4 separate regions of the Homo sapiens genome follow, and all the other regions are linked to region 1. The links are chromatin contacts, found by Hi-C or POLR2A ChIA-PET in ENCODE. All regions are on one chromosome and are shown on one strand. The core of a region is the stretch at or near the end of the contact, and the rest is flanking DNA. Distances in the headings are between cores, read along the strand shown. Region 1 overlaps MYO1D (myosin ID). Region 2 has its middle 21 kb from the start of SPACA3. Region 3 has its middle 15 kb from the start of H2BN1. Region 4 overlaps TMEM98 (transmembrane protein 98).

What was found. Hi-C counts contacts between places; a loop is a spot of excess contacts on that map. ChIA-PET counts read pairs that join two places held with the same protein, here RNA polymerase II (POLR2A). Pooled maps may share reads with other maps.
Region 2: a loop to region 1 is called in a pooled map, with 4 times the contacts of the local background. The contact joins two enhancer-like sites. A Hi-C loop is called at or near these places in 1 of 37 single-sample maps with no recorded cell type and 2 of 50 pooled maps. POLR2A ChIA-PET finds 5 or more read pairs at or near these places in 2 of 52 experiments (Panc1 and activated T-cell).
Region 3: a loop to region 1 is called in a pooled map, with 2.4 times the contacts of the local background. The contact joins two enhancer-like sites. A Hi-C loop is called at or near these places in 1 of 168 maps with a recorded cell type or tissue (ascending aorta) and 2 of 50 pooled maps. POLR2A ChIA-PET finds 5 or more read pairs at or near these places in 1 of 52 experiments (activated T-cell).
Region 4: a loop to region 1 is called in a pooled map, with 3 times the contacts of the local background. The contact joins two enhancer-like sites. A Hi-C loop is called at or near these places in 1 of 168 maps with a recorded cell type or tissue (ascending aorta) and 3 of 50 pooled maps. POLR2A ChIA-PET finds 5 or more read pairs at or near these places in 1 of 52 experiments (HEK293).

What each region holds. Positions count from the first base shown.
Region 1 is chr17:32,502,183-32,504,882 of GRCh38, reverse strand. The region is part of intron 21 of MYO1D (myosin ID); the gene reads left to right. Among named protein-coding and RNA genes, the nearest start is that of CDK5R1, 17 kb to the right of the region's middle. RefSeq lists an enhancer at 540-1,310. Within about 2 kb of position 1,267, at least 13 of the 41 ENCODE cell types and tissues checked have a DNase peak (open chromatin) inside an H3K27ac peak, as active enhancers do; they include ascending aorta, where a contact is called at or near this core.
Region 2 is chr17:32,969,083-32,971,782 of GRCh38, reverse strand. No RefSeq gene overlaps it. Among named protein-coding and RNA genes, the nearest start is that of SPACA3, 21 kb to the left of the region's middle. Within about 2 kb of position 1,407, at least 2 of the 41 ENCODE cell types and tissues checked have a DNase peak (open chromatin) inside an H3K27ac peak, as active enhancers do.
Region 3 is chr17:32,908,626-32,911,325 of GRCh38, reverse strand. No RefSeq gene overlaps it. Among named protein-coding and RNA genes, the nearest start is that of H2BN1, 15 kb to the right of the region's middle. RefSeq lists cis regulatory regions at 1,223-1,305, 1,193-1,306, 1-1,817. Within about 2 kb of position 1,270, at least 3 of the 41 ENCODE cell types and tissues checked have a DNase peak (open chromatin) inside an H3K27ac peak, as active enhancers do.
Region 4 is chr17:32,935,777-32,938,476 of GRCh38, reverse strand. TMEM98 (transmembrane protein 98) reads right to left here. Exons shown (of 8, transcript NM_015544.3): 6 at 2,030-2,145. Among named protein-coding and RNA genes, the nearest start is that of TMEM98, 9.0 kb to the right of the region's middle. RefSeq lists enhancers at 1,192-1,486, 1,397-2,046, 2,047-2,697 and a silencer at 1,904-2,091. Within about 2 kb of position 1,361, at least 12 of the 41 ENCODE cell types and tissues checked have a DNase peak (open chromatin) inside an H3K27ac peak, as active enhancers do; they include ascending aorta, where a contact is called at or near this core.

The DNA.
Region 1 (2,700 bases), core at 18-2,517:
ACGACACCTCTCACTGCATAGGCTTGATGGGAGGAGGGAAGCACTTTGAGGGAGGGGGCCAAGAGGATGATCTCAGCATTGGCCATGTGAAGACTCAGCTGTCTGCAGAGCATTCCGGGGATTTGTCTAGGAAGTGGCTGAAAAGACATGCATGGACCTCATGCTAAGAGAGGGGACACGGACTGGATCATTGTCATTGAAACCACAGGCATGAGTGATGCCACTGTGAAATAATGTATAAAATGAAAGGGGCCGAAGATGAAGCAGTATTTAAGGAGTGAGAAAGCAAAGCCAAAACAGCTCCCGCAGGAGTCCCACTTATTCTTGCGGTATCAGTCTGTGTGTCGCCTCCTCTGGGAAGCCCACCCACCCCAGCCACCCAGGGTCAGTGACCCTCCTCCATGCAGCAGGTGCTTCCTACAAAGCACTAGCATCCACGAGCTTGGGCCCGGGTCATCCTCACCGCATTTGTCCTTCTCTGGACAGTGCCCCTTCCACCCTGGGCGCTCCATGAGTCACTGCAAAGAGAACGTGGGCAGGGAAGGGAAGAATGGGTGTTGGCAGCATGAGGAGAGTGCCATGGGGGAGGGGCAGCCCAGGCTGGGAGGGTGGTGGCAGTCCTGTTGGGGACACAAGCAGGGTGAGTGTGGATCACGCCCCCGGGCCTGGGAGCCAGGTCAGTTCAGTGCTGTGGAGAGGCAGACAGCAGGCTTGGGTGAGGTCTCAGGGCATGCTGGCTGCCGACAACACCCAGATATGACCCAGTTGGTTCATGACAAGAGAAAGGTTTTACTTTCCAAATACAAATGGTTTTGCCCCATTCCTCACCAGCTGCAGACCCAGAAAGGACTCAGTATGCCAGGAAGCACCACGCCACCACTCCTGGACTTGGCCTGGTTGCTGAAATCATAGCCTCACCTTATAGGTGACTGTGGTAAAAGTGTCCATTCGACCCTGACATAAACAGAAGTGGCATTTCCTAAAGCAAGATTTTGAAAGAGATTCCCTGTGTGGTTTGACATCAGCAGGGGGATTTACTTCTTGAAGGAACTGAAACACAGAGTAAACAGCTGCAGTCATGAGCTCCTGATGCTCCAGTCAGTAGCTGTTGTCCTCAGTGTGAGCCAGAGAGCATGCATTATGTCCTAGTGACATCCAGATGGAGGACGGCCTGTCTCTGTGACTCTAGAGTTTCTCATGAAGCACTTAATGCATTTACTATCACTTTGAAAAGCACCTGTCTCTGCTTGGTGCAAGGCTGTGTTCCTCCTACCACATCCTGTTACCAAACTTGAGAGAACATTGCATTAGCCTCACAATATTCTCAGACACTCCTTGCTGCACCCAGAAAAATGTTCTCACCAAGTGACTGCACTGCACCCCACTTCCACTGCATTTTCCCTTGAAGTGCATTTGTTAGAACCTGGATCACCCCCACTCTCACAGGGAATGCCATTGAGAGGAAAAGTGACTCACTGATTTCTTCAAGTCCTGCCTGGCTTCTGCAGGGGCAGGGCAGGTCGGCGAATGACAGTCTCCTAATCCCAGCTGAGCCAGGGCTGCCTGCAACCTCCCAGGACCCGCTTTCCTGGTTGGCTTTGACCTAAAACCCTGCACTGCCCAGCTGACCAGGGGCCTGGATGGGAGGGGATGTTTTCTGGGCTGATTCACCTTCTGGACAGGAGTGGCCTGTCCCACTTTGTGCAGGGCCTGCGAAGGCACAGGTAGCACAGGGAACATGTTTGTTCATTCCATAGATCAAGTCTTGCATTTACTCACGGGTTTCTCTAAGAGCAGAAGACAAGAGTCTAAATGAAAAATGAAGGAAAGTAATTTGATAAAGGCCATTTGCCTGCAATGATGGCTTGAAACAGATGAAACGAGATGAAAGTCCCCGAATTCCACAGTTTGCTGGCCATTAAATCCTGTAACAGAGGATGGGGAGGGAAAAAAAATATCCCTCCCCAATGCAGCCAGCCTCCCTCGGCAGCTGTCCTTTGGCTTGGCGCACCCTCAGAGGGAGACGCCCTGCCTCCATCTGTACGATGTTTCCTTTTCTTTAAAAAATAAGGAAAGAATTCTGGCTCTAGTTGGATTTCCAGAGTGTGGCGAAGTTCAAACAAGAAAGAAGTCACTGACCCCAAGCGTCTACTCCGTCTCCTGCCCAGGCCTTTCTCTGCTCTGTCTCCAGGATCAGCACAAGAAATCTCTTATTAGTCTTAAAATTATTTTGGCTAAACTTGAGATGAGGAGAGAAAACATGGTTTGAAGGCAAATTCTAATTTTTCATTTAGGTCAATCCACATTTTAAAAAAAAATTATTGTGGTAAAATACACATAACATAAAACATATTATTAGTCACATTTAGTACATTCACAATGTTACAAGACCATCACCTCTACCTAGTTCCGGAATATTTTCATCACCCCAAAAGGAGACCCTATGCCCTCTAAGCAGTCCCTCCACGCCCCCACTCCCCGCAGCCCTTGGCAGCCACTAACTGGTTTCTGCCTCCGTGGCTTTGCCTCTTCTGGCTATTTCATATAAATGTAGTTATACAATATGTAGCCTGTTGTCTGCCACCTTTCACTTAGCATCATGTTTCAAGGTTCAAGGTTCATCTTGTTGTAACATGTGCTAATACTTTATTCCTTTCTGTTGCTCAATAATATTTCATTGAATGGATGTACCACATTTTG
Region 2 (2,700 bases), core at 158-2,657, 470 kb before region 1:
TAATTTTCCAAATTCCCACAAGGTAAGACCTGGCAGGCATTAAATCTTATAGTTTGGGGTGCTACCATCTGGGTTATATTAACTACCAACCTGATTGGATAGGGAGGAGTCCCCTGCCAGTTTCCATTTTGACCTTCTGCTTCTTGTATAGTAGCCTATCCCAGCCATATTAACTTCCAGAAATGGGACCAGCTCATGTTTTCTTTTTAGATTTTTCTCAGAGTTAACTTTAAGGGTTCCTCAGGTGACCCATGCACTTTTCACCGGGTTTTTTCCCCTCCCTTCTGGGGTATCTTTTACCAGTTACTTGACTCAAGTATACTGAGTTCACCCCCATTCAGCTGTTTGCACAGCTGTCTCAGTGCTCAGGAGCACTTGATAAGGACCTTCCCAGCTTGGGTGCAGCATGTCTTCTTTCCAAGTCTTAATCAGCACCAAGTCACCAGGCTGGAAGTGGTAAACCACAAACTCAAGAGGCAGAATTTGAGTCAGAAGTCCTTTTAACCTAAGGGATAACAGGGTAGAGGATATGGCCAGTATATAATATCTTAAGAATTGATCAAAAAAAAATTGATCCTTGGTTTCCATAGTAGGGAGATCTGTAGCTCTGCCCAAATATGGGAGCCCATATAATAACTCATAGGGAGACAATCCCAAGTCTTTTCTTGGGGCTGTCTTAATCCTAAGGAGTGTTATTGGAAGACATTTTGTCCAAGGCATTTTAGTTTCTAAGATTAGTTTGATGATACACTTTTTGGGTGTTTGATTCATTCTTTCTACCTTTCCAGAGGAAGGGGGATGCCAAAGGGTGTGATAATCCCATCTAATTTGTAAACCTTCCATAATTCCCCTTAACAACCTTGAGAAAAAGTGGCTCCCATTGTCTGAATCAGTATTTTCCACCAGGCCAAATCTAGGGTACAATTGTTCTAATATTATTTTGACCACATTCCTGGTGGTGGCTGTTGAAAGGGGAAAGACCCAGCCAGGAAGGTGATCTATGATCACCAGTAAATACTTTAGTCTTCCTACTTAGGGCATTTCTGTGGTATCTACTTCAATGCTTTGAAATTGTCTTAATCTGGGAGGTCTTCCTCCCGTGGCCTGTTTTCTCATTATCTTTTTGTTTATCCTTTGACAAGCTACACAACTTCCACATACTTGTTTAATGAGGGTATAAATCCCTATACACCCATAATTCCTAAGTATTGCATTATACAGAGACTTGGATCCCCAGTGACTCCTTTTGCATAATACAGACATTAGTTTCTTATTGGGGGTTTACTCACACTGGTTCTTTCACACTGTCCACCTTTTTCTCGGCTGTCTGCTCTGGCTCTGCGGCTCCTGCCACCCCCACGCCTGCAGCTGCACTCCCTGGCCTGCTAGGCCAGCTTTTAGTCACAAAGCTAACCTTTAAAAGGCCTTGCCCACTGGTTCTTCCAGATTTAATCCAAAATATTTTCTCATCTGATCTCTGAGCCTCTGCAGGAATGCAGAGGGAGTTTCCTCTTTTTCTTGTTGAATCTCAAATGCCTTTACGACATTTTATGCCCTAGGAGTGGACTCTTTGATCTCTTCTAATTATTCATTCCTCCATTTGGGCCCAGTCCCTGGGATCTTTATTATCCAATTTGGGAATGACATTTGGGAATTTTTGTTTGGCTGGCAAGAACCCTTGCCCAGGAGAGTGTTGCCTGTCCCAGATGGTCATGACTGCTCTCCTAATCATTCCCCTTTCTTCTCCTGTGAACAGTATATTTATAATAGAATAATTTTAGCCCAGGTGTAAAAGCTGGGTCCTAGGATTTGGTACAGCTGGTCTGCTAAACTGAGGGGATCTTCTAGGAGTGGTTTCATTTCCTTCTTGAAATTCCTAACTTCAGTACCTGTAACAGGAGCATTTACAAAGCCAGTCTCTCCCTGTCCCATGGGAACTTCCCTAAGAGGATACATGCTAGATGCCTGCTGTGTGGAGTGGATAGGGGAGTTTTCAATATCCTCTTACACTGTTCTTTTTTTTACATATATACTTTAAGTTGTAGGGTGCGTGTGTACAACGTGCAGGTTTGTTACATATGTATACATGTGCCATGTTGGTGTGCTGCACCCATTAACTCGTCATTTACATTAGGTATATCTCCTAATGCTATCCCTTCGCCCCCACCCCCAACACCCCACAACAGGCCCTGGAGTGTGATGTTCCCCTTCCTGTGTCCAAGTGTTCTCATTGTTCAATTCCCACCTATGAGTGAGAACCTGCGGTGTTTGGTTTTCTGTCCTTGCGATAGTTTGCTGAGAATGATGGTTTCCAGCTTCATCCATATCCTTACAAAGGACATGAACTCATCCTTTTTTATGGCTGCATAGTATTCCATGGTGTATATGTACCACATTTGCTTAATCCAGTCTATCATTGATGGACATTTGGGTTGGTTCCAAGTCTTTGCTATTGTGAATAGTGCTGCAATAACCATACGTATGCATGTGTCTTTATAGCAGCATGATTTATAATCCTTTGAGTCTATGCCCAGTAATGGGATGGCTGGGTCAACTGGTATTTCTAGTTCAAGATCCTTGAGGAATCGCCACAGTCTTCCACAATGGTTGAACTAGTTTACAGTCCCAACAACAGTGTAAAAGTGTTCCTATTTCTCCACATCCTCTCCAGCACCTGTTGTTTCCTGACTTTTTAATGAT
Region 3 (2,700 bases), core at 21-2,520, 410 kb before region 1:
TTGGAAAAGACATCAATGGTCACTTTGCCTCTGATGAGTTCCCCCAGGGCCTGGTATACACCTCTAATGGAATTTCATTGCCATAAAACTTTTTTCTTTTTCCTTAATGTCTGTGAAATCTGCCTTGGTATAAATATCTAATAGTAATGCCTTAAACCAAAGCATTGTGTTGGTGTAAGAAACACTTTCATGTGCATTGTTTAATTTTTCACCATAACCATGTGCCATCACCACATCACCATTTTACAGATGTGGAAGCAGGTATGTGGCCAAGGGATGACCCGACTGCAAGTTCAGCACAGGCTCCTTCCACGACACCAGGCTGCCCTAAGTACAAAGTCCAGTTCAAACCGGGGAGTGTGAGATAAGAGATGGGGAAGAGGGATAGAGGTGAGTCAGAAACAGTCTTCCTCCATTTCTTGACCACCTTAGAAACCACCTCCCTCACCTACCCCATGCCTCAGTGACCCTCTTGTGTTTGAACTCAAACCTGATTTACTAACCTCTTAAAGTGGAAGGGAAACAGCATGTCCTGGTACAGGGTAATTGATCAGAACAGTAAAAGTGCCTTAGGTTGCTGCAAAGGGGCTGTCCTGTCTTGGTCCTCTTTGTATTTCCCTATACCCTCTAACTAAGGGACACCCAACTTCTTGGCCCAGAAGTCATGCCCAGTACCTCTGATGACTGACAGGACTTTGGGAGGAATCTGCGTTTCTCTCTAGACTAAGCCAGATCCCAGTGCTTGGGTCAAGTGGAGCTGGAGACAGTGGAACCCTCTTAGAACCCCAGCAACAGTCAACTTTCGGGAGGTGGTGCTGAGAAGAGAGTCCTCACACAGTTCTGGGTCAGCCAGGATGGTATTTCCCCAGGACAACTGTGGGCTGGAAGAGGATTATGTCACTACCTGGCATTTTTCTAAATCCAAGCAGGGCTTTAGAATACCCAAAGCCATCCCAGGATTCAGGATCTGTCTCAGGACAGCAGGAACCTAGCAGAGAAGGCCAGGTCTGGGGTCTGGAGCTAACAGCCCCCAGATTGCCTTCAGTCCACTTCTAGTTACCCCCCTAAGCAGCAGCCTCTCCATCCCCTTGAAATGTCCAGGACCAATGGGACAGAATCCTGCAAGAGAGAACCATGGAGAGAATGGTGAGGGCTCTGATGCCTCCCAAGTGGAAAAAAACACACACTTCCGGATCTGCTGACAACCTAAAACCAAGAAGGTGCACTTCAAAGAGTGGTCACTGGGTGTCACCACTGCTTCTAAAGCAAGTGCCCTCATCTGTGAGCTAACGTTGAAGATTGCTGGGGAGAGAAATTCCTTCTTGGAGCCTCTGTTTACAGGCCTGACATCTTCTGTGCTTCCCTTGAGCTCCATGCCATTCTCACTCCTCTCACCCTCTGGTCCTACCATCTGGCCTGGATCACATAGGCCACCACGGAGTTGCTCTCTTGCTCTTCTCTCCTTCCCAGCTCTCTTGGCAGAACCCAAACTCCGTGTTCTCCATGCTGGCACTGGAGCACATAGTTAGGGAAAGTCACCCAAGACTGGCTTTGCTTTTGATTCATGATCACAAATCTCAAACAGGCACTTATTCCTAGTCATCCATCTGTCCGTAAGTGTCCAACTCTCACTTACTCCCTCAAACAACTTCATATCTAATCTTTAAACCTCCTATGCCCCTATTCTGCTTTACTTGTACCATTTAGAAAAGAAAAAAGAAATAGGTATCAACTCCATGTTTTCATCACCAAACATCTAAACCTTCCAAAATTTGTATCTATCTTCTCTTTCACCTCTACTCTGTATCTCATCTCCCTTTACTTTCTCAAGGTCCTTTGGCTTTCTCTACTTTCTTCTGGATTAATATCTCCCTCTCTGCTAGAGAATTCCCACCAATGAACAATTAAAATCTAGTATCACTCATCTTAAAAATCTTTATATACCAAGTGACTCTCCAGTTACCAGCCTGTGTCTCTCTTCTCTTTCAAACTAGATTTCACCTTTCATCTCAACACCATAAGAAAAAAAGCTGTCTCTACTAACTACCTCCCGTTCTCTCTTCAACTTGCTCAAATCTCGCTGATACCCACTGTGCTCCACTGAGTTGACTTCTCAAGATCACCATGACCCCCATGTCACCAAATGGACATAAATATCCTCACATTCCCACCAGGATTGTGAACACCAGTCTGACCATGTTCTCCCTCTTGGCTTCCATGACACCACCCTCTCCTGATTTTCTTAGATTTATCCTTGGTTTCCTTTGTTGGCTCCTCCACTGTCTGATTTTAAATATTAGAATTTTTCAGTCTTTTTCCTGGATAGTTTTCTCTTTTGCTTTTTACCCCATCTTCCTGGGTAATCTCATCCATTCCTGCTGATCTATACATTGCCTTTTGATGCTGATGGCTCCCAGATTTGTATTTTGGGCCCAGTCCTATCTATTTCACGTCTTCACTTGCAGGTTTCATAGGTATTTCACAATGAGCATGTCCAGAATGGAATTCTCAATTTCTTCCTCTCCCCAAAACACCTGTCCTGTGTTTAGTCTTCTCCATCTCTGTAGATTGCATGGCTGTTTCCCACAATGCCCAAGCTCCAAACCTAGGAATCAGTACTTTTTTCTACATGCTCATATTCATTCCATGAGCACGTTGTATTCTCTCTCCAAAATTCATTTCAAATTTCTCACTTCTCTC
Region 4 (2,700 bases), core at 112-2,611, 430 kb before region 1:
AGAAAAAATAAAGATGTATTGTTTGATTTCTAAAAGCACTTGAAAAAAAGATGGCCTCAAACACTCTTATTCACGGCTGTGGAGCCGGTGAGGACATGCAGAGACACAGTCACCCTCCGCGCCTATCTCAGCCAGCTCCTTTCTCTAGTGCCCTGGAGCTGAAGCCACCTCCTCGAGACTCACAGGCCATCAACACACTGTGTGGGATAAATGGAGCAGGAAAAACAATGGGGACAAAACATGGCCAGAAGGAGAAAGAAGTGTGAGGGCAAAAGGACAAAGCAGGACCCTGGCTGAATTATGGCACGGAGCATTCTAGAAGTAGTCCAAGGTACTCTTTAGGATGGGCCTGTGAGCACCAGAACAGGTCCACTCTCTGGACAATGCCACACCCTCATCTTAGGACCCGTGCTGATCCTACTCACCCAGGCTCACACAGAAACCTCAACCTCCTGAAAGTGCTGCCTTGTAACCTGTATCACAGGAATCTGCCTGGCCTCTAAGTGGCTCTTAGAAGGCACAAAAAGCATGACAAAGGGTCTAGTGAATACCATAGTGCAGAATCTTTAAAACTAATGGGGAAGGAGGCCGGGTGTGGTGGCTCACACCTATAATCCCAGCACTGTGGGAGGCTGAGGCAGGAGGATCACCTGAGGTCAGGAGTTTGAGATCAGCCTGGCCAACATGGTGAAACCCCATCTCTACTAAAAATACAAAAATTAGCCAGACATGGTAGCAGGCACCTGTAATCACAGCTACTCAGGGGGCTGAGGCAGGAGAATCGCTTGAACCCGGTAGGTGGGGGTTGTAGTGAGCCAAGATCGCACCACCGCACTCCAGCCTGGGTGACAGAGCAAGATTCCATCTCAAAAATAAATAAATAAATAAAATAATGGGGAAGGAATGCCCAGTGCCCACCCAGAGCCTGGGATGTGGGTTCTTATAAAGCCAGGGGCTGACCATGTGGCTACAGCCCACTGGAGGCAATTCCAGAGAAGGCAGGGAACTGTTCTCAGCTGAGTCCCTCCCTGGATTATCTCCCTCCCACTCTCTCAACTCACTGAACTGCCTGGACTGAGTTCAAGCTGACCAGGTCGTGTATTCCCTCAGAGGAACTCACGTGGCAACTCAGGAAACTGGTCGTTTTTATTTGGTTAATCTTGAGGCAGAGAAAGGGCTGGTTCCTCGTGATTTACCTGGGGCCATGGCAACAAGGAACGTGTGGGCCCCTGGAACTCACAGCAGTGCCATTGTTTCAGCAGGCATACAGAGGTGCCCTCCCGGGTGGGCGGAGGGGCCAGGTGGCTGACGTGGAAAACATCCTGGCCCCGACCCTCTGCTCAGGCACGTCGGCATACCAGCCACCAGGTGGCAGCACAAACTTAGTACAGCCCTTGGCTCTAAGAAAAGGGCTTTATTTTTCCTCACGATATCAAGCCCAAATGAGGGGGTGTAGCTGTTGACTGCAATCCTGCTGGTTGCCTCCCACACGGGATTTCGCAGTTAGCCTGGAATCTGGGAGGTTGAATGCCATATGGCTTCAGCTCCCACCCAGTGCTGGAGGCTGCTGGCCTGGGCCAGGGATGGAGCAGTGGGCACAGCCAGAGTGGGTCCCCCAAGCTAGTCTCCAACACAGATTCAGGCAGAGACAGGGGTGTGGGCATCTGTGTGACATGTTGGCCTGGGAGGAAGGCGTGTCAAGGGGAGCTGGTATGTGGCTGGGTAAGAGGGGCGGCCACGGGCTCTGCAGGGCAGGGTCTAGGACAGGGTCAGGACTAGGCACCTGCTGGCGCTTCCCCAAAGCCCTCTCAGATGGGTCATGCTGCAGGTGGGGATGGTGGAAGCCCACCTTAGCTGAGAAGTCTCGGTATCTAAACCCTCCTGGTCACTCTGTAAATGTGTGGGAAACAAATAGCTGAAGTTGCCTGTGCACCATTTTATAGAAGAGCCCAGCTCTGCGGCTACCCCAGCTTCCAGCCCCTCTCTTCCCTCAGGGAGTGTGGGGACCTCGAAGCCGCCAATTGCTCACCTGGGGCTGATCCGCTTGGCCACCACAATGATGTCGCTGACACTGGCTGAAGTCTTCATCTTGGCCCCAGAGCCCATTGTCATGGCAACAAGCTTCTCTGTCAGAGTGTGACAAATCTAATGCGGCAGGGAGGAGAGAGATGAGGGCTGACCTGGCTCCACTCAGGGCCTCGCCACCCCCACGAGACAAATCAGCCCTGCCGTGAGTTCCATCGCAGCTGGCCCCCAACCTAATGGCCAGATGTGAAAAGTACAGAGATGAGAGGAAACGGGTGGGAAGTGGCAAAAGCCAAGGGCATGGCTGGGAGAGGACCTGGGGTGGGAGCCGCAGATCAAGGGCAGGGTGTGGGCTCTGGGAAGCCTAAGCTGAAATAATCTGTCTTAAGAAAAATCATGTGCTCCAATTTCACCTTCTCACTTAGGGGAAAAACCTACTTTCTTTTTCTATTCCTTCATCTCATGGTTTAGTCTTCCACAAGAATAAATATCTCCAACAAGGCACCCTCAGGAATGGGGCTGAACAAAGGGCAATTGTTCCCTTTAAGCACATGCTCCAATAACAGCACTTATTTCAACAATTGTCTCAGGTAATATATTAGCATGTTTATCAAGCTGATGATGAAAGGACCTTAGGAAAAGCAGGGAAAAGGCAAGACTGACTACAGCCTTCTT